2 separate regions of the Homo sapiens genome follow, and region 1 is linked to region 2. A link is a loop called in an ENCODE intact Hi-C map of the cell type or tissue named here. Cell type or tissue: heart left ventricle. All regions are shown on one strand. Links, peaks and the distances in the headings refer to the core of each region. The heading gives the core; the rest is flanking DNA. Region 1 overlaps KIF24 (kinesin family member 24). Region 2 overlaps KIF24 (kinesin family member 24).

What was found. Peaks named below come from ENCODE experiments on the same cell type or tissue, not always from the same donor. Only the 100,000 strongest peaks of a DNase experiment are listed, where the experiment ranks them.
Region 1: it touches region 2 in a loop (2.3-fold over the local background); 16 of 110 quality-filtered maps call a loop at or near these places.

What each region holds. Positions count from the first base shown.
Region 1 is chr9:34,313,313-34,328,371 of GRCh38, forward strand. All of the region lies in intron 1 of KIF24 (kinesin family member 24), which reads right to left. It also overlaps the pseudogene SERPINH1P1. Among named protein-coding and RNA genes, the nearest start is that of KIF24, 8.4 kb to the right of the region's middle. RefSeq lists an enhancer at 5,313-5,978. In heart left ventricle, for the core only: no CTCF peak of the experiment used is centred there; a DNase peak (open chromatin) is centred at 6,238.
Region 2 is chr9:34,257,527-34,272,585 of GRCh38, forward strand. It overlaps KIF24 (kinesin family member 24), which reads right to left. Exons shown (of 13, transcript NM_194313.4): 7 at 14,283-14,404; 8 at 11,731-11,836; 9 at 5,575-5,646; 10 at 2,070-2,179; 11 at 1-455. Among named protein-coding and RNA genes, the nearest start is that of KIF24, 64 kb to the right of the region's middle. In heart left ventricle, for the core only: no CTCF peak of the experiment used is centred there; no DNase peak of the experiment used is centred there.

The sequences.
Region 1 (15,059 bases), core at 2,896-10,895, 55 kb after region 2:
ATATCTGGGCAAAGCCCAGCCCAAATATCTGACTCACAGAACTCTGAGCAAATAAAATGATAATTGTTTTAAGCCACTAAGTTTTGAGGGTAATTTGCTACACAGCAGTAGATAACTGCAATATCTCTCTTTAAATAATAATAATTTTTTAAAACAAGTTTTTTAGAAATTATTATTATTATTATTATTATTATTTTTAGAGATAGGGTCTTTGGACTCAAACTTGTAGGCACAAGTGATCCTCTCATCTCAGCCTCCCAAGTAACTGGGACTATAGGTGTGAGCCACCATGCCCAGATTAAAATTATTTTTTATTAAACTCTATTTTCTAGAGCAATTTTAGGTTCACAGCAAAAATAAGTGAAAGGTATAAAAACTTCCCATATATCCCCTGCCTCTCACATGTATAGCTTCCCCCGTTATCTGTTTTTTTTTTTTTGTTTTTTTTTTTTTGAGGGATGGTCTTGCTCTGTTGCCCAGGCTGGAGTGCAGTGGTGTGATCATGGTTCACTGCAGCCTCAACCTGCTGGGCTCAAGTGATCCTCCCACCTCAGCCTCCCAACTAGCTGGGACTACAGGTGCGCACCACCACATGTGGCTAATTTTTACATTTTTTTTTTTTTGTAGAGAAAGGGTCTCCCTGTGTTGCCCGGGCTAGTCTCAAACCCCTGGGGCTCAAGTGACCCTCCTGCCTCAGCCTCCCAAAGCGGTGGGATTACAGGTATAAGCCACCGAGCCAAGCCTAAATATGCTTCTGCGTACCACATTCCATTTTACAATGTTGAGCCTCTCCTCTTTCTTCTGAGATAAACATCAGAATCACTCTAGACACTTGGGTTTTTTTGTTGTTGTTGTTTATTGTTTGTTTTTTGAGACAGTCTCGCTCTGTTGCTCAGGCTGGAGTGCAGTGGTGCAATCTTGGCTCACTGCAACCTCCGCCTCCCGAGTTCAAGCAATTCCCATGCCTCAGCCTCCCAAATAGCTGGGAGTACAGGCGCGCGCCACCACGCCCGGCTAATTTTTTTGTATGTTTAGTAGAGAGGAGGTTTCACCATGTTGGCCAGGTTGGTCTCGAACTCCTGACCTCGAGTGATCCACCCACCTCAGACTCCCAAAGCGCTGGGGTTACAGGCATGAGCCACCATGCCCAGCCCAGTTTAGACACTTTAAAATATATAGATACCTGAGCCCCATCCCAGATCTATAGAAAACCAAAAAACAACAAGAAATAACTCCCAGGTTTTAGGAAAGGCAGACATAACAACTTCAGAAAAGTTCCCTAGGTGATTATGATTGCATGCCACTGATTTATATCTATCAAAATTACAAATGCAAATGCACTGATCCAGCAATTCTACCTCTAGGAACCTATCCTTATCCTTCAGATAATACGTACAAGTACAAAATGACGTTAACTATAATGTTATTCATTACAGCACAGCTTGTAATAGCAAAGTCATGGAATAGAGACTGGTGAAATAAATTATGATAGTCCATTTAATGAAATAATGCTATGAGACAATTACAAAGAGTAAGTAAACTGTAAAATGTTATTTAAAAAAGAAAGCTGTCCAATATATTGTTAATAAAGCAAGGTACAGAACAGTTTGTAAAAGAGAGAGATAAATGATCTATAATAAATCTATATCTTTGCTTATCAGACAAAAAACGTCACTTGCAGGATGCACAATAATAGTGGTCTTGAGGAGGTGAGGGGAAGTAGGTGGTAGAGGGTGATTATGGGAAGGAAACTACTGTATACTTTTAAATGCTGGTAGTTATTATTACCTTTCCTATTGTCATTTCTATGTCACTGGTGTCTCTATCACCCAGGGCAAGACCTAAAACAGTTTATTTTTTAAATTTTGAAACTATGTGACTGTATTATTTATTTTAAACATATATTTCTAAATAAAAAATTATATATATTTCTAATTTCACCTCCCTTCCTCCCTCTCAGCCTCCCCAAATTGACCTGATACAATTGTTTCTTAAGATCTTGGTGTCTTTCTAGCCTTTTAAAAAATTGTATATAACACTGTACTCATAACTATATTGCAATCTATGTTTTAATTTAACATAAACATTTTCATATGCTATATGTTACAGCCATAAAAACAATCCATACTATTATAAATATTTGACTAGATTAATACCTCAGGGAAATGTGACTTCTCTCTAAACTCCTGCAGAGTTTTGATGATAAAACTGATACGGCATTTATGACATACATACTCATTTTTAAAAAAAATTATTGCCAGTCTTGTTCCAGAGATAATGTAAGATGGTTCTGCCTTGTACTACTGTGTGAATTATTAAAGACAAAAGCAGTATGATCCCACTCAGTCAAGCATTGTGCTAGATAGGTGTGCAACAAATATTTTAAGTGAATAGTATCTGCTTAGATTCTGTTCATTTAAAATATTTAGAAATGGGCCTGGCACAGTGGCTCATGCCTGTAATCCCAGCACTTTGGGAGGCCAAGGCCAGGGGATCACTTGAGGTCAGGAGTTTGAGAACAGTCTGGCCAACATGGCAAAACCCTGTCTCTACTAAAAACGCAAAAAGTAGTCAGGCATGGTGGTGTGCGCCTGTAATCCCAGCTACTCAGGAGGCTGAGGTAGGAGAATCACTTGAACCCAGGAGGCAGAGGGTGCAGTGAGCTGAGATTGTGCCATTGCACTCCAACCTGGGTGACAGAGCAAGACTCTGTCACCCCCCCAAAAAAAAAAATTTTTTTAGAAATGTTCCATTATCGGCCGGGCGTGGGGGCTCATGCCTATAATCCCAGCACTTTGGCAGGCCAAGGTGGGTGGATCACGAGGTCAGGAGATCGAGACCATCCTGGCCAACATGGTGAAACCGTCTCTACTAAAAATACAAAAATTAGCTGGGTGTGGTGGCAAGTGCCTGTAATCCCAGCTACTCAGGAGGCTGAGTTTCACCTGAACCTGGGAGGTGGAGGGTGCAGTAAGCCGAGATCGTGTCACTGCACTCCAGTCTGGCAATAGAGCGAGACTCTATTAAAAAAAAAAAAAAGTTCCATTATGTCTACTGTTTTGCCCAAGGCAACGAAGTGATTAAAAGATTCCATGACACCTGCTTATGTGGCCATAGAGCCATTTTCTCTGAGTTTCCTAATTCTTTACGAGTCCCATCACCCAAAGTAATGGCAACATCCTCAGGGCCCTTACGACTTTAAGAAGCCAAATATCCACAATGTTACCAACTTCACTCTGAACACTTCATATGGTTTAAAAAAGCATTTTATATAAAAGGCTAATTCCATTATGTCAGCAGATAGTCCACATCCATACTACTTTGATGATCTGATTAAACTAAAATGTATTGAGTTCTGTTTTATGCCAAGCACTATGTTAGATGCTTTATATAAAAAATGTTATTTATTGTTAAGTCAGAATTCTGTTTTTAAAAACTCTGTTGAAGCAAACTCCTAAAGTAAAAATAGTGCTTACTGGCTGGGCGCGGTGGCTCATGCCTGTAATCCCAGCACTTTGGGAGGCTGAGGCGAGTGGATCACAAGGTCAGGAGTTCGAGACCAGCCTGGCCAGCCTGGTGAAACCCCCCGTCTCTATTAAAAATACAAAAATTGGCCGGGCGGCTGAGCACGGTGGCTCACGCTTGTAATCCCAGCACTTTGGGAGGCTGAGGCGGGTGGATCATCTGAGGTCAGGAGTTCAAGACCAGCCTGGCCAAAATAGTGAAACGCCGTCTCTGCTAAAAATACAAAACAATTAGCTGGGCGTGGTTGGCAGACACCCATAATCCCAGCTACTCGGGAGGCTGAGGCAGGAGAATCACTTGTACCGGGAAAGTGGAGGTTGCGGTGAGCTGAGATCGCGCCATTGCACTCCAGTCTGGGCAACAAGAGTGAAACTCTGTCTCAAAAAAAAAAAAGAAAAAAAAATTGGCCAGGCATGGTGGCACGCGCCTGTAATCCCAGCTACTCTGGAGGCTGAGGTAGGAGAATCACTTGACCGTGGGAGGCGGACATTGCAGTGAGCCAAGATCACGCCACTGCACTCCAGCCTGGGCGACAGAAGGAGACTGTCTTAAAAAAAAAAAAAAGTGCTTATTTACTGGTTGTTGTTTTTAGATTGACAATTTCAATGTAAGTTACAGTAGTACCTGTCCTCCAATTTAGCTTTCTGCCATTTCAGTTACCCTTAGACAACCAGTCCAAAAATATTAAGTGAAAAATTCCAGAAAGGAACAATTTGTAAGATTTAAATTGTGCACCATTCTGAGTAGCACGATTAAAATCTCTCACAATACTGGCTCCCCTTTCCTGGAATGTCAATCATCCCACTGTCCAGCCTATCCACACTGCATAAACTACCCACTCATTAGTCACTTAGTAGCCATTTTGGTTACCAGATCAACTGTGGGGTATTGCAATGCTTGTGTTCATGTAACCTTATTTTACTTAAATAACGGCCCCAAAGCAAAAGAGTAGTAATGTTGGCAATTCAGATATGCCAAAGAGAAGCCATAGTGCTTCCTTTAAGTGAAAGAATGAAAGTTCTAGACTTAGGAAAATGCATAACCTATAATAGGGGTTGGTACTATCCATGGTTTCAGGCATCCACCGGGGGTCTTGGAATATATCCTCCTTGAATAAGGGGGCATACTACCATACCCTTAAAATCTTAATTTTTTTTAATTCAAATTGTATTATTGGATTTATTTTTCAGTAGTTAGGGGAGCATGGGAGCAAAGGATTGCTTTAAGAATCCTTTCCTCAACATGTAGAAGCCTGATTAGAAAATTAGGGAGGAGAACAAACAAGTCTAAAGCTGGTGGTTTAACAAGATAAATACATGAATAATGCAGCCTGGGCAACATAGTGAGACCCCGCCCCTAAAAAAAAGACATGAATAATGAACATATAGGTAACCCTCAGCTATAAGTTGTAAAAGTTACATAGAAATAGGCTATAGAAGAGTAGAATCGTGTCGCGGCTCGAGAGCGAGACTCCCGTCTTGGAGCCAGCCCAGCCCAACCCAGCCCAACCCAGCTTGACCTAGCCCTGACAGGTCCATCGTGGTGCACGCAAACCACCTCCCAGCCACGCGCTCCCTCCTGCTCCTCAGCGCCTTCTGCCTCCTGGCGGTGGCCTTGGCGACCGAGGTGAAGAAACCTGCAGCCACAGCAGCTCCTGGCACCGCAGAGAAGCTGAGCCCCAAGGCAGCCACGCTGGCCGAACACAGCGCCGGCCTGGCCTTCAGCCTGTACCAGGCCATGGCCAAGGACCAGGCGGTGGAGAACATCCTGGTGTCGCCCGTGGTGGTGGCCTCGTCGTTGGGGCTCGTGTCGCTGGGCGGCAAGGCGACCACGGCGTCGGAGGCCAAGGCAGTGCTGAGTGCCAAGCAGCTGAGCGACGAGGAGGTGCACGCCGGCGTGGGCGAGCCGCTGCGTTCACTCAGCAACTCCACCGCGCGCAACGTGACCTGGAAGCTGTGCAGTCGCCTGTAGGGACCCAGCTCAGTGAGTTTCGCTGATGACTTCGTGCGCAGCAGCAAGCAGCACTACAACTGCGAGCACTCCAAGATCAATTTCCATGACAAGCGCAGTGCGCTGCAGTCCATCCACGAGTGGGCCGTGCAGACCACCGACGGCAAGCTGCCCAAGGTCACCAAGGACATGGAGTGCATGGATGGCGCCCTGCTTGTCAACACCATGTTCTTCAAGCCACACTGGAATGAGAAATTCCACCACAAGATGGTGGAAAACCGTGGCTTCATGGTGACTCGGTTCTATACCGTGGGTGTCATGGTGATGCACCAGACAGGCCTCTACAACTACTATGACAATGAGAAGGAAAAGCTGCAAATCGTGGAGATGCCCCTGGCCCACAAGCTCTCCAGCCTCATCATCCTCATGCCCCACCACGTGGAGCCCCTCGAGGCCTTAAAAAGCTGGTAACCAAAGAGCAGCTGAAGATCTGGATGGGGAAGAAGCAGAAGCCTGTCGCCATCTCCTTGCCCAAGCGGGTGGTGGAAGTTCCCATGACCTGCAGAAACTCCTGGCTAGGCTTGGCCTGACTGAGGCCATTGACAAGAACAAGGCAAACTTGTCACGCATGCCACACAAGAAGGACCTGTACCTGACCAGCGTGTTCCACGCCACCGCCTTTGAGTTGGACACAGACGGCAACTCCTTTGACCAGGACATCTATGGGAGCAAGGAGCTGCGCAGCCCCAAGCTGTTCTACTCCGACCACCCCTTCATCTTCCTGGTGTGGGACACCCAGAGCGGCTCCCTGCTGTTCACTGGGCACCTGGTCCGGCCTAAGGTTGACAAGATGCAAGACGAGTTTTAGGGCCTCAGGGTGCACACAGGATGGCAGGAGGCAGCCAAAGGCTTCTGAGACACATGGGTGCTACTGGGATTCGGGGGAGGTGAGGTACCAGCTTGGATACTCCATGGGTGGGGGTGGACAAACAAACCAGGGTTCCCGTGTGCTTGAACGGCCCTTCCCAGCTAGAATTTACTCCACTTGGACGTGGGCCCCAGATACCATGATGCTGAGCCCAGAAACTCCACATCCTGTGGTACCTGGGCCATAATCATCCTGCCTGCCCTCAAAGTCCCAGATCAAGCCTGCCTCAATCAGTGTTCATATTTATAGCCAAGTACCTTCTCACCTGTGAGACCAAATGGAGCTAGGGGGGTCAGCCAGCCCTCTTCTCCTGACACTAAACCACCTCAGCCACCTCCCCAGCTCTATCCCAGTCTCTCCCAACTACAAAACTAGGTGCTGCAGCCCCTGGGACCAGGCATCCCCAGAATGACCTGGCCCCATTGAGGCAGATCGAGAAAGAGCTCACAGGACAGGCTTCTGGGCAGACTCTGGTCAAGAATGGCGTCATGGGGATGAACTTTTTGTTTCTTTTTTAGTTCTTCAAAGATGGGGAGGGAAGGGGGAACATAAGCCTTTGTTACTATCAAACCAAGAACTTATTTATACAGTTTTTCTTTTCAATAAAATGTTCCAACAAAAAAAAAAAAAAAAGAAAAAGAAAAGAAATAGGCTATAACCAGCCAGGCAGGGTGGCTCGTGCCTGTAATCCCAGCACTTTGGGAAGCAGAGGCAAGCGGATCACCTGAGATCAGGGGTTCGAGACCAGCCTGGCCAACATGGCGAAACCCCATCTCTACTAAAAATACAAAAATTAGCTGGGCATGGTGGCGGGCACCTGTAATCCCAGCTACTCGGGAGGCCGAGGCAGGAGAATCTCTTGAACCCAGGAGGCGGAGGTTGCAGTGAGCCAAGATTGCACCACTGCACTTCAGCCTGGGTGACAAGAATCAAACTCCTTCTCAAAAAAAAAAAAAAAAAAAAAAAGGAAAAAAAGAAAAAGGCTATAACCTACAAATAGCTACAGATCTCCCTTGGGAAGGAGGGGAGAGGGGAGGACCTAAACTAATTTTTCTCTTTCCACAAATTTAAGTATGTTTGAATTCAGGTTGCCAAAATGTTACTGAAATGACCTTTATTTTACCTGTACCCCAGGATTTTTGCTCTAGATCTCTTTAGACAGGCTTACCAGGATAATGACCCTTCTCCATGTACTTAGCTATATCTGCATTGTTCAAATGTGTGCTTTTATTTTTATTCACTGTTTTCTTTGTAGTTACGTATTTTATTGTAAGACCTCCCTCCATCCTTCTTAGAAATAGATTAACATAATTATTGACATGTCACTAGATTCAGAAGGTAACTAACACTAAAGCACTGGTATAACACATCAGAGACATCCAATAAACATAGGCCCTTAAACTACCACTGCCACCAAACACATTCTTATTCTGTAGGGAGGGAGATGGAATTGAACAGGGAGCAAAATACCTACATGGTTTATTTTTTCTATTTCAAGATGTTAAATAAGATTTTTATTTCAAATATCTGTCAGTAGACTACCAAAGTGTTTGCGCAGTAGTAACTAGTATAGCAGATTACTAGATTAGGAGGCAAAAAAAAACCGAGGACTCAGTCAGTCTCTGCTAAGAACCAGGTGTGATACATGGTCAAATTATTTAACATCTATGAGTCTCTGCTTCTTCAAGTTTAAAATTGAAATAATGTATACAGGCATTGACAGTAAAATTAGATATGTTAAAGTACTCTCTACAAGTGTACTGATTACGCATTTGCAGGAGACAGGTTCTGTAACGCACCCACTAAGTGTCTGGAACAAAACAGGCACAGTGATCTACCGATAGCATTAAAAAAAAAAAAAAAGCTATACATACATACATACTTCTTCTTTTTTTTTTTTTTTTTTTTAGAGAAAGCGTCTCACTCTGTCGCCCAGGCTGGAGTACAGTGGTGCAATCACGGCTCACTGTAGTCACAAACTCCTGGGCTCAACCAATCCTCCTGCTTCAGTCTCCCAAGTAGCTGGGACTACAGGTGCATGCCACCAAACCTGACTAATTTTTTTATTTTTTGTAGAGATGAGGTCTCCCTATGTTGCCCAGGCTGGTCTGGAACTCCTGGGCTCAAGCGATCCTCTTGCCTCAGCCCCCAAAGTGTTGGGATTACAGGCATGAGCCACTGTGCCTGTCCTACATTATATTTTTGTAAGATTTTTTTAAAAGGAGTCCTACAGCTAGCCAGGTCAACAGAGATAATCTAATCTGTAGCTGATCTAGCCTATAATATTTGGTCCATGAAGGATTATCTTCATATTTTGCAGTCTGGCTTGCAAAGTGTTTAAATTTTTTTTTAATTTGTTGTACTGTTTAAAAAATTAGGAGCAATTAAAAATACCCAGTTCCTGCTTTTCCTGAAAATTAAAAGATGTAGTTATATCGGGCCTGCAATTAGATAAGGAAGTAGTAGACCAAAACAGAGTAGTGGCTGTCCCCTTTAGAAGGGCATATACTCTTCTAATACACCCCATGGTCCTGCCTGCTCCTAGTCCCTTTATAGCAACCAACTTTATTCATTTACATTAAGAAACCCAGTACCCAGTGGTAGTCACTCCCAATTTCCCCCCAACCCATCTAGCCCTAGACAAACACTAATAATGATCACTTTTTTTTTTAAGAGATGAGGTCTCAATGTTGCCCAGGCTGGTCTCAAACTCCTGAGTTCAAGTAATCCTCCTGCCTTGGCCTCCTAAAGTGCTAGGACAGGCATGAGCCACTGCACCCAGCCTAATAATAATCACTTTTAAAGAAGTTGCTAACAAAGTCACTGGGCCCGCTGGACTATTAGAAACTGATACAAGGCCAGGCACTGTGGCTCATGCCTATAATCACAGCACTTGGGGAGGCCAAGGTGGTTGGATCCCTTAAGCCCAGGAGTTTGAGACCAGCCTGGACGACATGGTGAAACTCCATCTCTACAAAAAATATAAAAATTGGCTGGGTGTGGTGATGTATGCCTTTAGTCACAGCTACTTGGGAGGCTGATATTGCGGGGTACTGCTTGAGCCTGGGAGGCGGAGGTTGCAGTGAGCCAAGATTGCGCCACTGCACTCCAGCCTGGGCAACAGAGTGAGACTCCGTCTCCAAAAAACAAATTAAAGAAACTGATACAAAAGAAAATCAGCATTTTCAATCAATTTTATTATTAAAACATTTCTGTACCCCATATTAGGCATAAGGTCACCAAGAACACAATAAATTCAGTATTATCAGTGAGAGATTAAAGGGTGAAAAATGTAGTATACACTTTTCCCCCTACAAGGGAACTTATTTCAAACTCTAGGGATTCTTCTATCTATAGACTACTGATCTCAACAGAAGACAGATGATACTAGACAACTGCTTAAAACAGCTGCTGCAAAGGAATTAGAATATATGATACTTAATAGAATTCTTAAGGCAAGATGTGGATTTGGGGATATAAATCATGTAAATTATATCCATTTTTAAAAAGTAGTTTTCAAGAAATTGTTTCTGTTTTTAACAGAAAAAAAATAGTTTCAAGTTTGTTTATGGTTAAGTAGCTAATGCTCTACAATTACTACAATTCCCCTCAAGAGCCCCACAAAGAGTTTACTACGTTTTTACATTTGGTGAAAAGCATGAGCAATCACCTAAAAATAAACATAACAAAATTTTAGAACCTAGTTATCTTAAACCAGTGCCAAGTATTACTTTCTCTAAATATAGACATTTAATTCTGAAAGACTTCTCAGTAACAGGTGGTAACCAATGTTGGGTTTAAATTCAGTGCTTTATTTTTAAAATCTTGCTCTGACAGACTGCAGGACGTTGTCATTTGCAGATTTTGCCACACTGCAGTCATAAAATACTTTCAACAGAATATATTTCACATGTTCAATCAGAAAAATAACTGTTACAATCAGTTTTCATAAATTACCAAGATGACATTCTTTCAGTCCCTTTGGGAACTGTTGCCACCATGGGACCAGGAATTATTTCCAAAGGAGTGACATCGAGAAAGCAAAGAACGACTAAAACAATAATTTCTTTCACTGTAATCAAAATTATTAACATGTAATTAATTGTGCTACCTGAATAATCTTCCAAGACTTTTTGTGATAGATGGCAATTAGTATCATCTCCCTTTTTACAAATAAAGAAACTGAGGCACAGATAATTTAATTTATTCAAAACCATGACATAAATTTGTTTTAGAAAGTGATCAGATAGCCATATATTGGCTACATAATTCTACACCACTAGTTTTAACTAATCAAATCTCACATAAGCAAGTGGCTAATTTAAAAGACTGTAATAGACACAGTACCACCCCTCATTGCTGGTGAAATCTCAACTAGTCTCTTTAGTCTGGACGTTGTGCAATATTATTAAGTGGGTTACTTCCAGAATCCCAATGTAACTTTAGTTCACCTCGTAGTAACACAGACAATCTCATGGCTATGTGTTGCAGCAAAAACAGCAGGAATCACTATAAAAATGTCTCCACAGTCGAGCATCTGAACTTGTCAATAACAGAATTCATTATACCTCCTGACAAAATCTGCCCCTCCACTTCTCTCTTCTTTGGAAGGGGGGTGAAAATACCATTCATGCAGTCACTCAGAACTAAACGAGAAAGCATCCTAGAGGCCTTCTTCTCCCTTAATCCCAAAACTAATCAATAGATCCAGCCAATTTAATCTCCCACATACTTGCCAAATTTCTCCTCTCCTATCCTTATTTCTACCACCACTGCTCTGGTGATTCAGCCCCATATCTTCCACCTATTCATTACACGTCTCATACCTGTTCTCCTGGCCTCCAGTTATGCCCCTCCTCAAACCATCTTCCAGACTGTAGAGCCAGATCACTCTTTTGAAAGCAGTTATAACAATGCTGCTCCCTTATTAAAAACCCTTCAATGGTATCTTATCATCTACACATAGTACAAAGTCCAAACTCCTAAGCATGACCCACAAATCCTTCTGTAATCTAGCCCCTTCCTCACTCTACAGTTTAGTCAACTTCTTAGACCGTTTTATTTCTCTGTGCATTCATTCACATTGTGCTCTTAAGTGGCCTCCTCCACTATCATCAAACTTCCCTTTACCTGTCTACCTCTTACTGATTATAACAACAAATGAGGTCTTTTCTGGTCTCCCCCAATGTGATCAGATGTCCCTTCCGTGTCTGCATCATACCTTTTGCATATCTCTATTATTACAGTTAATTATATTAATAATTATTATATGATAATTATTTGATTATGTCTATTTCCCCTAATAGAGTATAATTTCTTTGTGGTCAAGGAATGTGTCTTGCCCAGGCAGAGTGGCTCACACCTGTAATCCCAGCACTTTGGGAGGCTGAGGCAGAAAGATCACTTGAGCCCAGGAGTTTAAGACCAGCCTGGGCAACATATGGAGAACCCATCTCTATAAATAAGTAAATAAATAAAAATTAATTGGGCATGGTGGCACACACCTGTGGTCCCAGCTACTTGGGAGGCTGAGATGGGAGGATCACTTGAGCCCAGGAGGTTGAGGCTGCAGTGAACCATGATGACACCACTGCACTCCAGCCTGGGCAGTAGGGTGAGACTTCGTCTCAAAAAAAAAAAAAAAGCAATATGTCTTATTAGTCTTTTTATACCCAGGTTCTAAAACAGTGCCTGGGGCCAGGCACGGTGGCTCATGCCTGTAATCCCAGAACTTTGGGAGGCTGAGGTGGGTGGATCACTTGAGGCCAAAAGTTCGAGACCAGCCTGGTCAACATGGTGAAACCCCATCTCCACAAAAAATACAGAAATTAGCTGGGAATGTTGGCACACACTTTGTAATCCCAGCTACTCAGGAGGCTGACATGAGAATCGCTGGAACCTGGGAGGAAGAGGTTGCAGTGAGCCAAGATTGCGCCACTGCACTCCAGCCTGGGCAACAGAGTAAGACTATCTCAGAAAAAAATATAAATAAATAAATAAAAGAGTGATTGGAAATAATATTCAATAATTGTTTAATGAATAAATATCCCTACAGTATATTAAAACTCTATAAAAGCATTTGATATCGTTTGTGGTAACGGGTGGTAGAAACTATTTATCAGGGTAATTTGATTACTCAGGAAAATTGTGACAGAGATGCTGGTGCCCTGAGTCACTGCTCCTGGACACCAAAATTATGCAAGTTTGTATTACTCAAATGAATTGATATGGACACAGATATGGTTACAGTTCCAAGAGGAAACTTTATCCAATCTTCAAGAAATATTTTTTGAGAGACTTGTATGAGATAGGCCCTGTTTTATGCACCAGGAATATAAGTGAACAAAACAGACAAGGTCAGCCAGGCACAGTGGCTCATGCCTGTTATCCCAACACTTTAGGAGGCTGAGGGAGGATTGCTTGAGCCCAGGAGTTTGAGATGAGCCTGGACAACATAGTGAGGCCTTGTCTCTACAAATAAACAAAATTAGCTGGGCATGGTGGTACATGCCTGTGGTCCCAGCTACTTGGGGGGCTGAGGTGGGAGGATTGCTTGGGCCTGGGAGTCAGAGGCTACAGTGAGCCATGATCACACCACTGCAGTTCAGTGTGGGCAACAGGGCGACAGAGTAAGAGCCTGTCTCAAGAAAACCCCCCAAAAAACAGATAAGGTCCCTGCCCTCATGACACTATTATTTTAATGGGAAGAGATAATTAATAATCAATAAGCGGTAGTTTTAGATGATGATAATCACTACCGAAGAATAAAGCCCAGTGCAGGGCTTACTTTACATTGGATGATCAGAGAAGGCTTCATTCAGAAGGGAATATTTGAGGTGAAACCTGAAATAACATGGAGTCACTTATGTAAAAATCAGGAGGAAGAGGGTTCCACGTGAGCACATTAGCCCAAAGGTGGAAATGAGCATGGCAAAATCAAGCCATCAAACACGGACAGGTTGGCTGGCATAGTAGGTGAGAAGGAGAATAGTATGAGAAGAGGAGAGAAAGGTAGGGGCCAGATTATGTAGGGTGTACTGGGCCACATAAAAGTGTCTGAATTTTACTTTTAAGTGAAGTAGGAAGTCATTAGAGGATCTTAAGTGGAGAAAGTATATGCTATGATTCGTCTTCAAAGTTCACTCTCCCAGTTCTGTGAGGAAATGGATCACAGCAGGTGGGCAAAAGTGGAAACAGGGAGATCATTTAGGAAGCTACTGCACTGAACTGACAAAAAAAAATGCTGACTTGGAAAAAATGTTTCCTTTCATGAGGGTTAATTAGAATAATGTAAATTAACTGCTACATTCAGTGTCTGATATATAAACACTCAACAATATATTATACTATTATTATTAGTTTATACCTACAGAAAACTCTTCTTATTCAACACGATATGAACATCAAAACCCTTGAGACAGTAACTTGGGAGGTATACAATGACCATACACTCAAGGTTTAAGAAGTAGAACTCTATTATTTATTTAACAAAATGTGTTGAGGATCTACACTGTGCAAATTATAAACTGGTTTGCTGAGCCAGCATAGGGAAACTGGATTAATATATCAGGCATCATAGAATACTAGATCTGGAAGGGATCTAGAAGAGTTCAGCCCCTCACTTTACGACAAAAGAGCAGCCCAGAGAAAGAAACTGTGGTTCTCCCTAAACTAAAAACTGAGAGGCTCATACCTTAGGTTGCCCCAAGGACACACTCTGAATAACTAAAGATTTTCATTAACAATATAAAACCACAAATTTTAAATAAAATGCTATCTTAGCAGTAATGTGCTACACTAAGAAAAATGTAATATGCATATAAAGCCCTGGATACAGTGCTTTGTACGGGGTGAACACTCAATAAATGGTAACTACTACTTTCAGCAGCTAAAAAAAAAGTCTGTATGGTCTTTGGAAGGCTGAGAGTGTGTGGTCTACCTGACATCAACTACTTGACTTGAGAGTAGAGCCACAGGAATTTTAATCTAATTCAATTCTTTGATTTTCCAGATGGAAAAAATGAGGTCTAAAGGGGCTAGATTCAGGCGTTCAAGGCTGCGGTGAGCTATTATCATGCTAGTGCACTACAGCCTGGGTGACAGAGCAAGACATTTTCTCTAATAAAAAAAAAATAATAATAATAATAAAGGGACTAAATGACTTGCAAAGCCACCCACAGTGAATTAGAGACAGAGACAGAGCCAAAGCCAAACCCACATGTAGTGGGTTTCCACTACATGTCACAGCTATAAGGTAGTGTTTCAAACTTTTATAAAAGGGTAACAAGAACATAGCTGCTGTACTGAACTTTTTCACTCCTTTTATTAAGGCCACCAGTGAGCTATGAATTTGATATAAGGAGCAATCACACCAACAATCAGGCTGTGAATATATAATCCATGAGTTAACAACGAAACAGTCTTAGGAACGCAATTCTATCATAGACACCTGATGAATAGATGGAGTTCACCTGAGCAGCTGTTATATGCACTTCAATAGAGAGACTACAAAGCCTCTCTACTTGTAGAATACAAGTACAAAGAAGATGCTTTAAAACATTTTCCAAAGCACACTTAAAATGTGACAATAGCTGCCGGTCACTAAGAAGCTAAAGGGAGATAAATTATCTTGGCATACAGCAACAGAATGGTTTAT
Region 2 (15,059 bases), core at 3,539-11,538:
GGCCTTCTCCTGGGCCTGAGGCCCTGCTTTCCCACCCAAGGACAGTTTTGTTGCCCATTCGATTTTTCTCAGAGCACAATGGTGCTGACTCTTCTGGCTTTTTTTTGGCCACATGTCCAGAGCGCACAGTTCCTTTCACAGGGCTAGCATGAATGACCCACTCTTGTGAAGGACTCCCTCTGGAGCCACCCCTTTTACCAGAGACCTTAGGTGCAGAAGTAAAAGGAATGTTGGGTGGGTGGCTGGTCAGAGGATGGACCTTCCCTCTCGTGGAACCAGGGGCTGCCACTGTGAGTGACTGCTGAAATCCCAGCTTGACTTTTTTGGGAGAACATTTGTCCTCTGACAAAGCCCCAGGGGAGCTCTGAATTCGTTTTGGAGAGGAGTTTCCAGATGTCCGATTTCGACTGGTAACTGAAGTGCAACACTTAATGCCTTTCTTTAGTTCTTTGACCCTGTAAATAATCATTTTATGTTAAATGTGTATTTTCACATGTTCTGCAATTCCTTTTCTATAGCTTTCTGGGAAAACAAAAACCAAAGAAAAGTATTACAAGGATTGGGAGTTATTTCTTTATCTGGGATAGAATAAGAGGAAAAGGGAACATTCTGTTTCAGCATGAGATATCCCTCTGTACCTGAATGAAAAAGAGCAGTGTTGGCTGGTTGTAGTGGCTCACATCTGTAATCTCAGCACTTTGGGAGGTTGAGGCAGGAGGACTGTTTGAGCCCAGGAATTCAAGACCAACCTGGGCAACAGAGCAAGACCTCATCTCTACTAGAAATAAAAAAATTAGCCAGACATGGTGATGCGTGTCTGTAGGCCCAGCTACTTGGGAGGCTGAGGCGGGGAATATTGCTTGAGCCCTGGAGTTCAAGGCTGCAGTGAGCCATGATCACACTATTACACTCCAGCCTGGGTGACAGGGTGAGACTCTGTCTTTAAAAAACAAACGAGAAAGAACAGTGTCTTCTCTGAGGATGTAAGCATGCACCCAACATTCCATGATCAGAAGAAGCCTTTTGGAAATCACCACAGCCCCATGTAAGGGACAGGCCAGAGACGCCAGTCTCAGAAGTGCACTGTGTTTATGCAGGGCCCACACTGCTTCCTGGAGAGAGGCCAACTCAGGAGTTCGTGTCCACCACTTACCTGCAATTCCACAGAGTCCTCTTTTTCTGCAAACCACCCCCTTTCAGGCTTCTCTAGGAAGATGAGTTCCCTCAAACCTGCTGGGACCTCAGGAAGCAAAACCTCCAGAAATACACAGGCTTGTGCTCATTCCATGAAAGGAAAAATGACTTGTCTATTCCCAGGGTTTCTCAACCTTAGCACTATTGACATTTTGTACCAGATAATTATTTCTTGAAGGATGTTTAGCAGCATCCTTGGCCTCTGCTCACTAGATGCCAGTAGCACTTCTTCCCAGTCATGGCAATCAAAAACATCTTACCTACTAGGAGAGCACATGTGACCACAGGGTGAGAGATGGAAGGGATCCCAGCAGATACCACAGTCACCCACAAAGAGGCCTGGCCAGGCAGTCAAGAGTTGCTGGCTCTGACACCAACTCCTAGTGAGCCTTTGGAAAGATCCTACCCTTCTCTGGACCTCAGTTTATCCTCTAACATGTTTGGGTTGGGCCCTTCTGGACACAGATAGCTCTAAGTGATTCTGCCTTGACAAGTAATATGTCTTCTATCTCTTACAATTTGGGCTGAGGCCAGCAGGAAGAAAACAACACTGAGCCTTCCACCCATTAATATTTCACTTCTCACTAGCCATTTAAAAGCCACTGACAGAATTAACTCCTGAACAAGGGAATGTGTCATTTTCCTCTTGTCATGCTTGCAAAGTGACAGGGCCTACCAGGTCACAGTCTTCAAATGACTAATTGCCAAGAACAAGGCTGTGGCGCTCAAGGTCAGATCCCTATGTGTGTGTGAGTGGGAGAGACATGTGCATGCACTTGCACACACACACGCGTGCACACATGCTCACACACGCGTGCTGCACAGACATGCACATGCACACTTACACACAACCTGCCATCTGGGAGCTGACTTACCGGTCAGCATAGCGCAAGGTGTTGAGAGTGTGTTCAGTGGCCACGTGGCTTGGTGAGATGTTGGCGATCATGCAGGTTTTGGCATTGCCGATGAAAGAGTCCTTCAGGACCTGTCCAAAACAGAAGGCAGGTCAATGAGTGAAGTCAATTAACAAAGTGCATACTGACTACTTACTAGGTGCAGGATGCTGGGCCATAGTTCCCTTCTGTCCACAAAAAGGTAATTAACATTAACAAAAGAAAAAATACAAATGGCCAATAAACACAGAAAAAGGTACTCACCACATCACTAATCCAAAAAATGCAAACAAACCATTAAAAAAACCAATATTTTTAACTCATTAGATTAAGAGACTAACGATGCCATTCCTTGGTGAGGGTCCAGGGAAATGAGTACTCTTCTACGCTAGCATGTACCATGAACTGGACAAGCTTTCCAGAGGGCAGTTTGGCAATATGTATCAAAATGTAAAAAGAAGCCAGGTACAGTGGCACTCACCTGTCTGTAGTCCCAGCTACTCAAAAGGCTGAGGCAGGAGGATCGCTTGAGCCCAGGAGTTCAAGACTAGCCTGGGCAACATAGCAAGAACCTGTCTCAAAAACAGGAAAAAGTATGTTTTGGTTTGGCAATCACACTTCTAGGACTTTATCCTAAGGAGATAATTGCCCAATTGACCAAAAAAAGTATATATGATATTCATTACATTATTTATAATAGTAATATTTAGTAAAAATCTAGGTATCTATAAACAGGGAACAAACTAAATAATTATACACTGAATATAATAAAACCATTAAAAATGATTATACCTGTACTTAGGAACACAGAAAGATATCTAAAGCTTCTATCTTCGAGGGAAAAAGGTGTATGACTCCATAACTCCGTAAGCAGATCCATATGAGGCTATGCGGGCAGAGAGATGACTAGAAGGAAGTTCACTAACGTAGCAGTGTGTGGTTATCACTGAGGTCTGGGACTTTATCTTTTACTTTCTTCTTTATACTTGTATGTACAATTGGAATTCTTATGTTTTAATTAAAAAGAAACACATTTTCTGGAAATGGGGAACTTGTCTTAAAAAATAACAGAGCTGGCTGGGGACGGTGGCTCATGCCTGTAATCCTAGCACTTTGGGAGGCCAAGGCGGGCAGATCACCTGAGGTCAGGAGTTCAAAACCAGCCTCGCTAACATGGCGAAACCCCGTCTCTACTAAAAATACAAAAGTTAGTGAGGCATGGTGGCACACACCTGTAGTCCCAGATACTCCAGGGGCTTGTGGCAGGAGAATCGCTTGAACCCAGGAGGTGGAGGTTGCAGTGAGCCAAGATCACACCACTGCACTCCGGCCTGGGCGACAGAGTGAGACTCCCTCTCAAAAATAAATAAATAAATAAGTAAAAAGCAACAGAGCCAATGCCAGAATCAGGACTAACCACCTATAAGTAGGTTCCTGGGTCCCTGGTTAAAATCATGTTTGAGAAGACCTAACCTACAGATCACCAACTGTGATGGGTAAGGAACTATGTTTTTACAGGTTCTGCCCAAGTACTATGGAGCCGCTACTCTAGCTGCACAGAATAAAACTCTGCCCATGTGCGGGGCTGGCTTCATCCTGCAGCATACAAAAAAATCTTCTCCTAGACATCTCTCTACCTTGTCTGTCTTCCACTGTGCACAGGACACAAGGCGAAAAAGAACCCAGGACACCCACAACTGTCTTCACAGCTGTTTATACCTAGGTACACCCTCCCATGCCACTCTTCCGCAGCCATTATGAATGCTGATTTAACATCTACTGGAGTTTTTTGTTAATAAAGAGGCACACTTTCATGACAGAAAAACAAAACAAAACAAAAACCCTATTTGTTCCACTAAGAATAATCATAGTTAACATTTATGTCATTTTTTTGTGTAGTGTTTTTTTCCATGTCGCACATTTTAAAAATGATAAAAACAGAAAGTGGTCATACAGTACATGATCTTTTAACATGAAAAGTTGCAGTTTCACCTTTACTCCCATTGTTACTTCCAAATAGATCCAATGCTGTTTCTTCTGCATCTTTTTAAACGTTTTTCCCTGTGTGGCTGCGTAATAGTAGAAATCATATAGGCAATCACATTATTACCTTGTTCTACAGCTTGCTTTTTTCACATCACAATAGATCTTGGTCATCTTTCCTATCAGTACATATAGAAAATCTAGCTCATTCATTTTAACTGCCTGAAGCCATTATTTTTTTGTGCCGAAACAGTGGTCTAAGTCTTAGAGCCAAGAAAGTATCAGGTAGCTACGTCACCCTATTCAATGCAAAGGCTTAGAGATTTCACTAATTCAACATTTTCTTTTCTTTTTTAAGATGAGGTCTCTTTTTGTCGCCCAGGCTGGAGTGCAGTGGCGTGCTCACAATTCACTGCAGCCTCAACCTCCAGGGCTCGAGTAATCCTCCCGCCTCAGCCTCCCAAGTAGCTGGGACCATGGGCCCACAGGCACGAGCCACCACACCCAGTTAATTTTTAAATTTTTTATAGAAAGGTTGTTTGGGCTGGTCTGGAACTCCTGGGCTCAAGTGATCCAATTGCCTCAGCTTCCCAAAGTGCTGGGATTACAGGCATGAGCCACTGTGCCCTGCCCAGAGTTACCATACACTGGAAATAAACAGAAAGGTGGTGACCAGAACAGCACTGCTCTCCCCAAGGAACCCCTGCCACCCCATCCTGAAGATATCCCTGCCTGAGTCTGCCCCTTCCTAAAGTCCTATGACAGGCTGAGTATCCCTTCTCCGAAACGCTTGGGAAGAAAAGTTGTTTTGGATTTCAGATTTTTTTTCAGATTTTGGAATATTTGCATTATCCTTCTGGTTGCACATCCCTAACCCAAAAATCTGAAATCCTTTGAGCATAATGGCACTCAAAAAGTTTTTAATTTTGGCCAGGCATGGTGGCTTATGCCTGTAATCCCAGTACTTTGGAAGGCTGAGGCAGGCGGATCGTTTGAGCTCAGGAGTTCGAGGCCAGCCTAGGCAACATGGTGAAACCCTGTCTCTACCAAAAAAAAAAAAAAAAAAAAAAAAAAAAAAAATATATATATATATATATATATATATATATATATATATGGCCAGGCATGATGGCATATGCCTGTAGTCCCAGCTACCTGGGAGGCTGAGGTGGGAGGATTGCTTGAGCCTGGGAGGCAGAGGCCACAGTAAGCCAAGATCACACCACTGCACTCTAGCCTGGGTGACAGAGTAAGACCCTGTCTCAAAAACAACAACAAAAAGTTTTGATTTTTGAAGCATTTCAGATTTCAGATTTTTAGATTAATGATACTCAACTTGTAGACAGAGTTCCTGGATGGAATTTCACTCCTCTCCTTCTCTTTTCCCCACTGTGCCCAGCATCATGTCTTACTGACAGTGGATGCTCGACTGAATGAACAAATACATGAAATAAGGAAGAAAGGAATGAATCAGAACAAACTCAAGGCTCACATTTAACTTTACCTGAGTTAGTTTGCTTTGCCTGAAGGGAGTATGGGTGTGTTCCTGATCCAGTGCTCGGATACATTCCTTCAGCTGCAAAGTGGGAGAACAAGCACATCAAGTATCAAGTGCAAAGGGAGAGTAACAGACCTGATGCCGCCTCCACAGGAAGCTTGTTTTTCTTCAATAAACCACACTCAGACAATCCTCCAAAAGGAAGTCAAAATGGCCTGTAGTTTCCATTCAACAAGAGAAACCAAGCTAGATTGGGAAACACCATCCTGTGCTGCCTAGCTGAAGGCCTCCCAGCTTAGAGGCTGGGATCCTAGGACTGCCCCTGAGTTGACGGCGGGGAACAGACAGACGCTGGGACCTACCCTCAAGTCCCAGAGTTCAAGCTCATGTGGTGGTAGTTCTGGCTTGCTGGCTCCCTTTCTCTCCTCACATTCTTCCCAACTGTTGATGCACTTAAACAGACAAAATATCTATATCCACTTCCCCACTCCCTGCTCACACATGCACACCCGTTGGCGTAGAGTCAAGCATAGATTCAGATATAAACTATCTGAATGGGGTAGGAGAAATTCTAGAGCCAGAGCTAGAAGGAAACTGAGAAATCACCTAGGCCTACCCCCTCGTTTTATTTATTTTTTTCTTAATTTTTTTTTTTTTTTGTAGAGATGGGGGTCTCTGTATATTGTTGCCCAGGCTGGTCTCAAACTCCTGGCCTCAAATGATCCTCCTGCCTCAGCCTCCTGGAGTGCTGGGATTACAGCCAGCACTTTGACCACACACAATTAAAAACGACCCTTCATTTAAAAACAGCAGGGTCTGTGGCCCAAAGGCAAAGGAATGTTCCTTGCTCATGGCTGTACTCCCTCAGTGAGAAGCGCTCATTGGACATGATAAGGACAGCAGAGATCTGGATATGTGGACCTCCAGGGGAAACACTCCCATCAGAAACAGTGGTGGGGGTCGTGGGGGGCAAGATGAGGGAGGAGAGACCTTCTATTTCTGAGTGATGCATCTAGGCTAAAAGATAGTAAAAGAAAAGAAAAGGAGCTGGGTGCAGTGGCTCATGCCTGTAATCCCAGCACTTTGGGAGGCTGAGGCGGGCAGATTATTTGAGCTCAGGAGATCGAGACCAGCTTGGCCAACATGGTGAAACCCTGTCTCTACTAAAAATACAAAAAAAAAAAAATTAGCCGGGCATGGTGGCACATGCCTGTAATCCCAGTTACTCAGGAGGCTGAGAAAGGAGAAAAGCTTGAACCTGGGAAGTAGAGGTTGCAGTGAGCTGAGATCATGCCACTGTACTCCAGCCTGGGTGACAGAGCGAGACTCCGTCTCAAGAGAAAAAAAAAAAAAAGAGGGAAGAAGGTGGAAGCAATCCCTTGGAATTGCCACCAAGAATAGGTAGTTTGCCTCCAGAGTGTGCTATGGCTGTTCTTAGCAGCAGCCACAGATGCCCGCAACTGCCCTACCTCTATCCAAGAAGCTGCAGGGTATAAACAGGTGTGAGGAAATTTCCTCTTTTATTAAAAATCTATCCAGTATTCCCCAACTTTAGCACTGAGAAGATTCTCCACTGAGAACGAACAAGTAATCAAACCCTGTTCCTCACAGACTCAAATTCAAGCGTGGCCACCAATCCCTACAAGCTTTTTTTCTTTTTTTAAATAAAAAAAGTTTGGCTCCCTCTCTCACCCTCCCAACTTACCCCTCATGAAGTCTGGAAAGAATGTACCTACCTGGAGACTTCAGTTCTGATAAAAAATAAGTAAATAATGTGGAGCAGCACAAGGCAGCATATACAACTGGAAAAAGGAATGAGGAAGAGCTCTATGTACAGTCATGCAGTGATCTTGAGGATGCCGTTAAGTGACAAAAGCGAAGTGCAAAATAGTGTTGAGAGTATGTTAGCATTTTTTCTAAGAAAAGGGGTGAGTGCAAACATATATATAGACAGAAAAATGATTTTACAAGGGGAGGAAGGTAACAAGGTTGAGAGTACAGGGATGGAAACTATACTTCTTTGAATGTGGCTTATTTTACAATTTTTACTTTAAAACCACATAATTTTTTTTGCTTTTTGCTGTTTGTTTAAGAGATGGGGTCTCACTTTGTATCTCAGGCTGGAGTGCAGTAGCACAATCACAGCTCACTGCTGCCTTGAATACCTGGACTCAAGTGATCCTCTCACCTCAGCCTCCCAAGTAGCTTGGGTTACAGGTGCGCACCACCACACCCAGCTAATTTGTAAATGTTTTGTAAAGACAGGGGTCTCCCTGTGATGCCCAGGCTGGTCCTGAACTCCTGGGCTCAAGTGATCCTCCTTCCTTGGCCTCCCAAAATGCTGGGATTACAGGTGTGAGCCACAGCTCCTGGCCTAAATGTTTTAAAATAATTACAAAATAAGGTTAAATCAAAATAAATAAGGCAATTCGTAAAACCAAAACCAAACAAATGAACCTAACACTATGAAATTGGCAGGCTTAAACACACAGAGAAGAATTATTTCAGGTGATTTGACAGCATAATATTATGACTGTACATCCTTAGTGGGATACAACCCAATTAAAAAGAAAACTGCGATAAAAATCTTGAACTGAATTAATCATATTATAAATAATATTAGCATTATTTTGAAATACATATATATTAAAGTAGAGCAAATAAATGTTGCTAGGAACTAAGATTTCTAGCATAACAGAAAAAAGAGACAAATAAACATTTAAATAAATTAAATAAAAACTGTGTAATTTTAATTTTATTTATTTTTTTAATATTATTATTCATTGGCTTTCTTCAGACGAGACAGTTTATTTTTTGAGACAGGGTCTTGCTTTGTTGCCTAGGCTGGAGTGCAGTGGTACAATCATGGCTCACTGCAGCCTCAACCTCCTGGGCTCAAGCAATCCTCCCACCTCAGCCTCCCAAGTAGCTGTGACTACAGGCGTGTGCCACCACGCCCAGCTAATTTTTAAGTTTTTTGCAGAGACAGGGTCTCATTATGTTGCTCAAGCTGGTCTCAAACTCCTGGGCTCGAGTGATCTGTCCACCTTAACCTCCCAAAGTGCTGGGATTATATGTGTGAGCCACTGGGCCTGGCCTGCAATCTTAAACTAATTTATTACTATAAATCCCACATATACCACATATATTTTTCCTTTTCAAAACAAAAAATAACACCTTATTTATTAGCTCTGTCCACAGAAAAGGCCCAGAAGCAAGGGCTAACACAGTAGTGATAAGCACCCCTAATACACAGACTGAAGTCTCTAAACACCATTTCCGTCTCAAAAAAACCAAGGCTCAACCAGGCGCGGTGGCTCATGCCTGTAATCCCAGCACTTTGGAAGGCCGAAGCAGGCGAATCACGAGGTTAGGAGTTCAAGACCAGCATGGCCAACATGGTGAAACCGGGTCTCTACTAAAAATACAAAAAATTAGCTGGTTGTGGTGGCAGGTGCCTGTAATCCCAGCTACTCGGGAGGCTGAGGCAGGAGAATCGCTTGAACCTAGCAGGCAGAGGTTGCAGTGAGCCAAGATTGTGCCACTGTACTCCTGCCTGGGCAACAGTGTGAGACTCCATCTCAGAAAAAAAAAAAAAAAAGAAAGAAAAAGAAAGAAAAAGAAACCAAGACTCATTGAAGAAATGGCTGATTCGAGGTCTGGAGAGGGAAATGTATAAAATGAGCCTAGAACATAGGCTCTTGTCATATCAGAAAGCCAGGAAGCTATCAAGAACGAGTAGGGTTGTACCAAAAAGACACAGGAACATTCTTGAAACAGCTCCTATTGGCTAAATATGTTGAATTTAAGCAGCAAAAAAAGATATAATGATTTCAGTTTATAATAATAGAAAAAAAGGTAAACAACAACAATAAAACAAACTCATATTATGTTTAGGTAACATGAACTCCAACTCATTCTGAAAAGTGGTGAATAAATTAAAGAATCATCTTGCTTCCACTACAAACTGTATGTCAGGAAAATCAGATAGTTGAGGGAAAATTATTCTTTTCAGCTAATACATACAGAAGGAATATTAGAATTAGAATATCACCATTCTGGAACTCTTAATAAAATAATAGATATAGATGAGATTCTTCAATGGCTGATAAAATTCTTAGGTTAAAAACGGCTGAATGGCATGTCCTTAACAGAGACTAAGGGGAAAGAAAAGTAAAAATAAATAAAATAAAATAAAAAATAAAGGCTGAAAGGAAACTTTATAATAGAGAAATTAGGCTGACAACACTTGAATCTCTTTTCAATCTTAAAATCACAAAGAGAGACAACTAGACATTCTCTATCTCCTAATGTATTGCTACAGAAAATCTAAGAACTACCTATGAATTGTTTTTGCCAAAAAATATAGAACCTAAATCTGATCACATCTCTAATTCAGGACTGTCCCAACAGAAATAATACATGAGCCACAAATGCAAAACACATATGTAATTCTAAATTTCTAATAGTCATATCTTTTTTTAAAAAAGAAAAAGAAACAGATAAAATTAATGTTAATTATATATTTTATTTAACTCAATATATCCAAAATATTATTTCAGCATGTAGTCAATATGAAAAAAATAAATGAGATATTCTACAAGCTTTTTTGGTAATCAAAATCCAGTGTGTATTTTACACTTAGAGCATATCTTAATTCAGACCAGCCACATTTCAAGTGCTCAATTGCCACATGTGGCTGGTGGCTGCCATAGTGAACAACACGGCTATAGAGCTTAGCCACCTGACAGGAAACATAAAGGATAATGAGTAACATGTTAAACATCAACACAAAGATGCAGGTGGCCAAGTACAGAATGTGGCAAATCTTACAGGACAAGTGACCCAGTTTTCTTCAACCAATACACTGATATAGAAAAAATGAAAGAGGGAATAAGAACTCACATAGGATTTTATTGGCACCTTGATTTGAACAAGTTAACTATAAAAAGACACTTATGGGACAATTAGAGGAATTATAATACTTATTGGATAATAAAGAATTACTTCTTTAGGTAAGATAATGGCATTATGGCTACATTAAAAAGTATCTCTTTGAGATACATTTAAAAAAATTTTTTTTTGAGATGGAGTCTTGCTCTGTTGTTGCCCAGGCTGGAGTGCAGTGGCATGATCTCAGCTCACTGCAACCTCCACCTCCTGGGTTCAAGAGATTTTCCTGCCACAGCCTCCCGAGTAGCTGGGGTTGTAACAGCCTGCCACCATGCCCAACTAATTTTTGGTTATTTTTAGTAGAGACAAGGTTTCACCATGTTGGCCAGGCTGATCTACCTCAAGTGATCCACCTGCCTCGGCCTCCAAAAGTGTTGGGATTACAGGCGTGAGCCACTGCGCCCAGCTGAGATATATACAATATTTATGGAATAAATGACATGATGACTAGGATTTTCTTTCTTTTTTTTTTTTTTTTGAGACTGAGTCTCACTCTGTCACCCAGGCTGGGGTGCAATGGCACGATCTCGGCTCACTACAACCTCCACCTCCTGGGTTCAAGCGATTCTCCTGCCTCAGCCTCCTGAGTAGCTGGAATTACAGGCGCTCGGCACCACGCCCAGCTAACTTTTGTATTTTTAATAGAGACAGAGTTTCACCATGTTGGCCAGTCTTGTCTCGAACTCCTGACCTCAAGTTATCCACCTGCCCTGGCCTCCCAAAGTGCTGGGATTATAGGCGTGAGCCACCGCTCCCAGCTGGATTTTCTTTAAAATAATCCAACCAGGGGGAGGGAAGGGGTTGCTTAGATTTTTCATATGTTGGTAACTGTTGAATCTGACAGGTATATGGGAGATCATGATACTATTTGTTCTACTTTTCTATGTTTGAAAAATTAATATAATTTTAAAGCTTGGGGAAAGAGAGAAAGCTTAGCGGAGTTAACCATTCAGCAACTGCAGAAATACTTCTGTTCCTAATTGGCATGGATTGACCAGGGGAAAAGAAGGCAAGGAGAGAAGAAAATAGTTGCCTAGAATTGTGAGAGTCTGTCTGGTCAGCCCTCTATCTCCAACCCTGGCATTCTATTACTACATAAGAACAGGGCAGTTGCTTTGCTGATTCCATCCCACATTCATCCACTCTGCCTGTATGTAATGGGCAGTCTTTCAAGAAGGATTTTTAGATTAAAGATTTTGAACAACTTACAGCCAGTAGACTCTGATTTATTTCTGCACCTTCCATCTTTGTCTGTCTATCTGAGTCCCTTGCATCTGCTGCTCTTTCACTGCCAGCCAAGTCAATAAAAGAGATCCTAGAGAAAAGACACAGCAGGAGTGACTTCTGTGAAGCTTTATTTTATTTTATTTTATTTTTATTATTATTTTTTGAGACGGAGTCTCACTCTGTCGCCCAGGCTGGAGTGCAGTGGCGCGATTTTGGCTCACTGCAACCTCTGCCTCCCGGGTTCACGCCATTCTCCTGCCTCAGCCTCCCGAGTAGCTGGGACTACAGGCGCCCGCCACCACGCCCGGCTAATTTTTGGTATTTTTAGTAGAGTCAGGATTTCACCGTGTTAGCCAGGATGGTCTCCATCTCCTGACCTCGTGATCCGCCCGCCTTGGCCTCCCAAAGTGCTGGGATTACAGGCATGAGCCACCGCGCCTGGCCAGAAGCTTTATTTTTGTATCAGCCAGCATTCTGTGACCACTGGAAGAAATTAACATTGGCCCATCCTCTGGAAAGAAAATACATTACTGAGCTGGGTGTGGTGGCTCACACCTATAAACCCAGCTACTTGGGAGGCTGAGGTGGAGCACTGCTTGAGGCCAGGAGTTCTAGGCCAGCCTAAGCAACACAGCAAGACCCCATCTCTTAAAAAATTCTAAAAACTGGCTGGGTGTGGTGGCTCATGCCTGTAATCCCAGCACTTTGGGAAGCCGAGGCAGGCAGATCACGAGGTGAAGAGATCAAGACCACCCTGGCCAACATGGTGAAACCCCGTCTCTACTAAAAATACAAAAATTAGCTGGGTATGGTGGTGCATGCCTGTAGTCCCAGCTACTTGGGAGCTGAGGCAGGAGAATCACTTGAACCCGGGAGGCGGAGGTTGCAGTGAGCCAAGATCACGCCACTACACTCCAGCCTGGCGACAGCAAGACTCCATCTCAAGAAAAAAAAAAAATTGGCTGGGCATGGTGGCTCATGCCTGTAATCCCAGCACTTTGGGAGGCTGAGGCGGGCGGATCATGAGGTCAGGAGATCGAGACCCTCCTGGCTAAAATGGTGAAACCCTGTCTCTACTAAAAATACAAAAAATTAGCCAGGCGTGGTGGCGGGTGCCTGTAGTCCCAGCTACTCAGGAGGCTGAGGCAGGAAAATGGCGTGAACCCGGGAGGCGGAGCTTGCAGTGAGCCGAGATTGTGCTACTGCACTCCAGCCTGGGCAATAGAGCGAGACTCCGTCTCAAAAAAAAAAAAAAAAGAAAAGAAAAAAAATTGTAAAAATTAGCTGGTAGGCTGAGTAGCTGGGACTACAAGTGTGGACCACCATACCTAGCTATGTTTTTTTTTAAGAGACGGGGTGGATGTGAGGGCGATCTGGCTGCGACATCTGTCACCCCATTGATCTAACTCCTAGGCTCAAGAGATTCTCTCACCTTGCCCTCCCAAAGTGCTGAGATTACAGATGTCAGCCACCATCAGCCTACCACTTAATTTTTACCTTTTTTTTTTTTTTGAGACGGAGTCTCGCTCTGTTGCCAGACTCTTGAGCCTAGGAGTTCGAGACCAGCCTGGGCAAAACAGAGAGACCCCGTCTCAACCCTGGAGATCAATGGGGTGACAGATGTCGCAGCCAGATCTCCCTCACATCCACCCTGTCTCTTAAAAAAAAAAAATAGCTAGGTGTGGTGGTCCATACCTGTAGTCCCAGCTACTCAGGAGGCTGAGGCAGGAGGAATGCTTGAGCCCAGGAGTTCCAGGCTGTAGTAAACTATGATCATGCCACTGCACTCCAGCCTGGGTGACAGAGTGAAGCCCTATCTTACAAACAAAGAAACATGAGTGTCAGCTTTCCAAGAGTATCACAAGATTCTGATCTGTCAGTTGATGCTGGTACTGTCCACTCAAACATGTCTATTGGTTTTAATAATTTATGAGAAAGTATGACTAAAATTAATAAAACATTCTTCCCAAAAGGCTAAATGACCACAATGCTAATCACTTAAGTAACCACTTAGGTAATTACATAGAAACTTTTGCGGACAGCAATCCAGCAAAAAAAAAAAAAAAAAAGAAAAAGAAAAGAAAAACATTCATTACTCAGAGGTGAAATAGGCTCATCCATCAGTGTGGCAGATTATTTGCTAAGAGAGCACCAGAGAGGCAATGAATGTATCCAATTGTCTTATGGCTTCTTTCAAGAAGAATGGATTAATCTTCTCCCCCTACCTTTTTTTGGCGTGTAAGCTCTCTGAGATGCATTCCCTACTGTTTCTCTGCTGAAACTGTGTTTCATGTTAGAAGCAATCAATGTCCCTTTTAATAACTTAGGGTTGACCAACAATAGGTCATTACTTCATGGTTAATCAACTGTTGACACTTTAGTACAATGATTTATTTCAGGGCTAACAACTCTACTCTGTATCCCTGCAATGAAGAACTCCATGGTAGCAGGGTATCCTGTTGTTGAGAAAACATACTTCAAAGTCACATTAAAGGAAAGGCAGACAATGTAACTCCCTGATATTTCCAGCTCACCTGCCAAATGTCCTCTTGGCTGAATCTTTGATCTGAATTTGGATGACGGCATGGGAGCGGGAGGAGTCTGCATTAACTCCAGTGGCCCCAGTGCTGCGCTCCTTGCTGCCCTTTAAGATCACCTGAAAATAAAATCCACAGGATGACTTCCCCAAGGAGTAAACAAAAGCCTCTGGCTACTAAGAGTTGGCTAAGAGCAGTAGACAGCAGACATATAATTGTGTCAGTGCACTGCAGTTTTTTCTGTCCAGGTGGAAAACTGCTCAAACACTAAATTATACCTAGTTAGTACCCAATGACAATGAAAACAATGTGAAATACTAATCCTGTGGAAGAACATTCCATAGCTCAAGAGCTAATTTACTTCTTGATCTCATATACTTTTTTTAGTATCTTTGATGGATTTAGCCTAACTAAAATCCCCAGGGCATAACTTGGCTCCAAAGCAAGGACTCCTAATACCCATCTATCTTAGTAACCAAGGCAAAGGACATAAATGTGCATTAAAGAATGACTAATCACATCCACCTGTTCTACCAGGATGCAGTCATAAAGGAGGGCAGGCCCGATGTAGAAATATGGAAGTGATGAGTTACTGTAATTACCATAAGCCCATGATTTCCCTTGAGACTAATCCTCACTCACCCTAGACTGGGAGTAAAGACTAACAGGAGTCCTTCCGGCCATCATGGAATGGGGCAGGGGAGGTGAAGCGTCAGGATTGGCCTGCAGCCACTGAAAACACAGCCATTTAAGAACATGCTGCCCTTAGTTTGG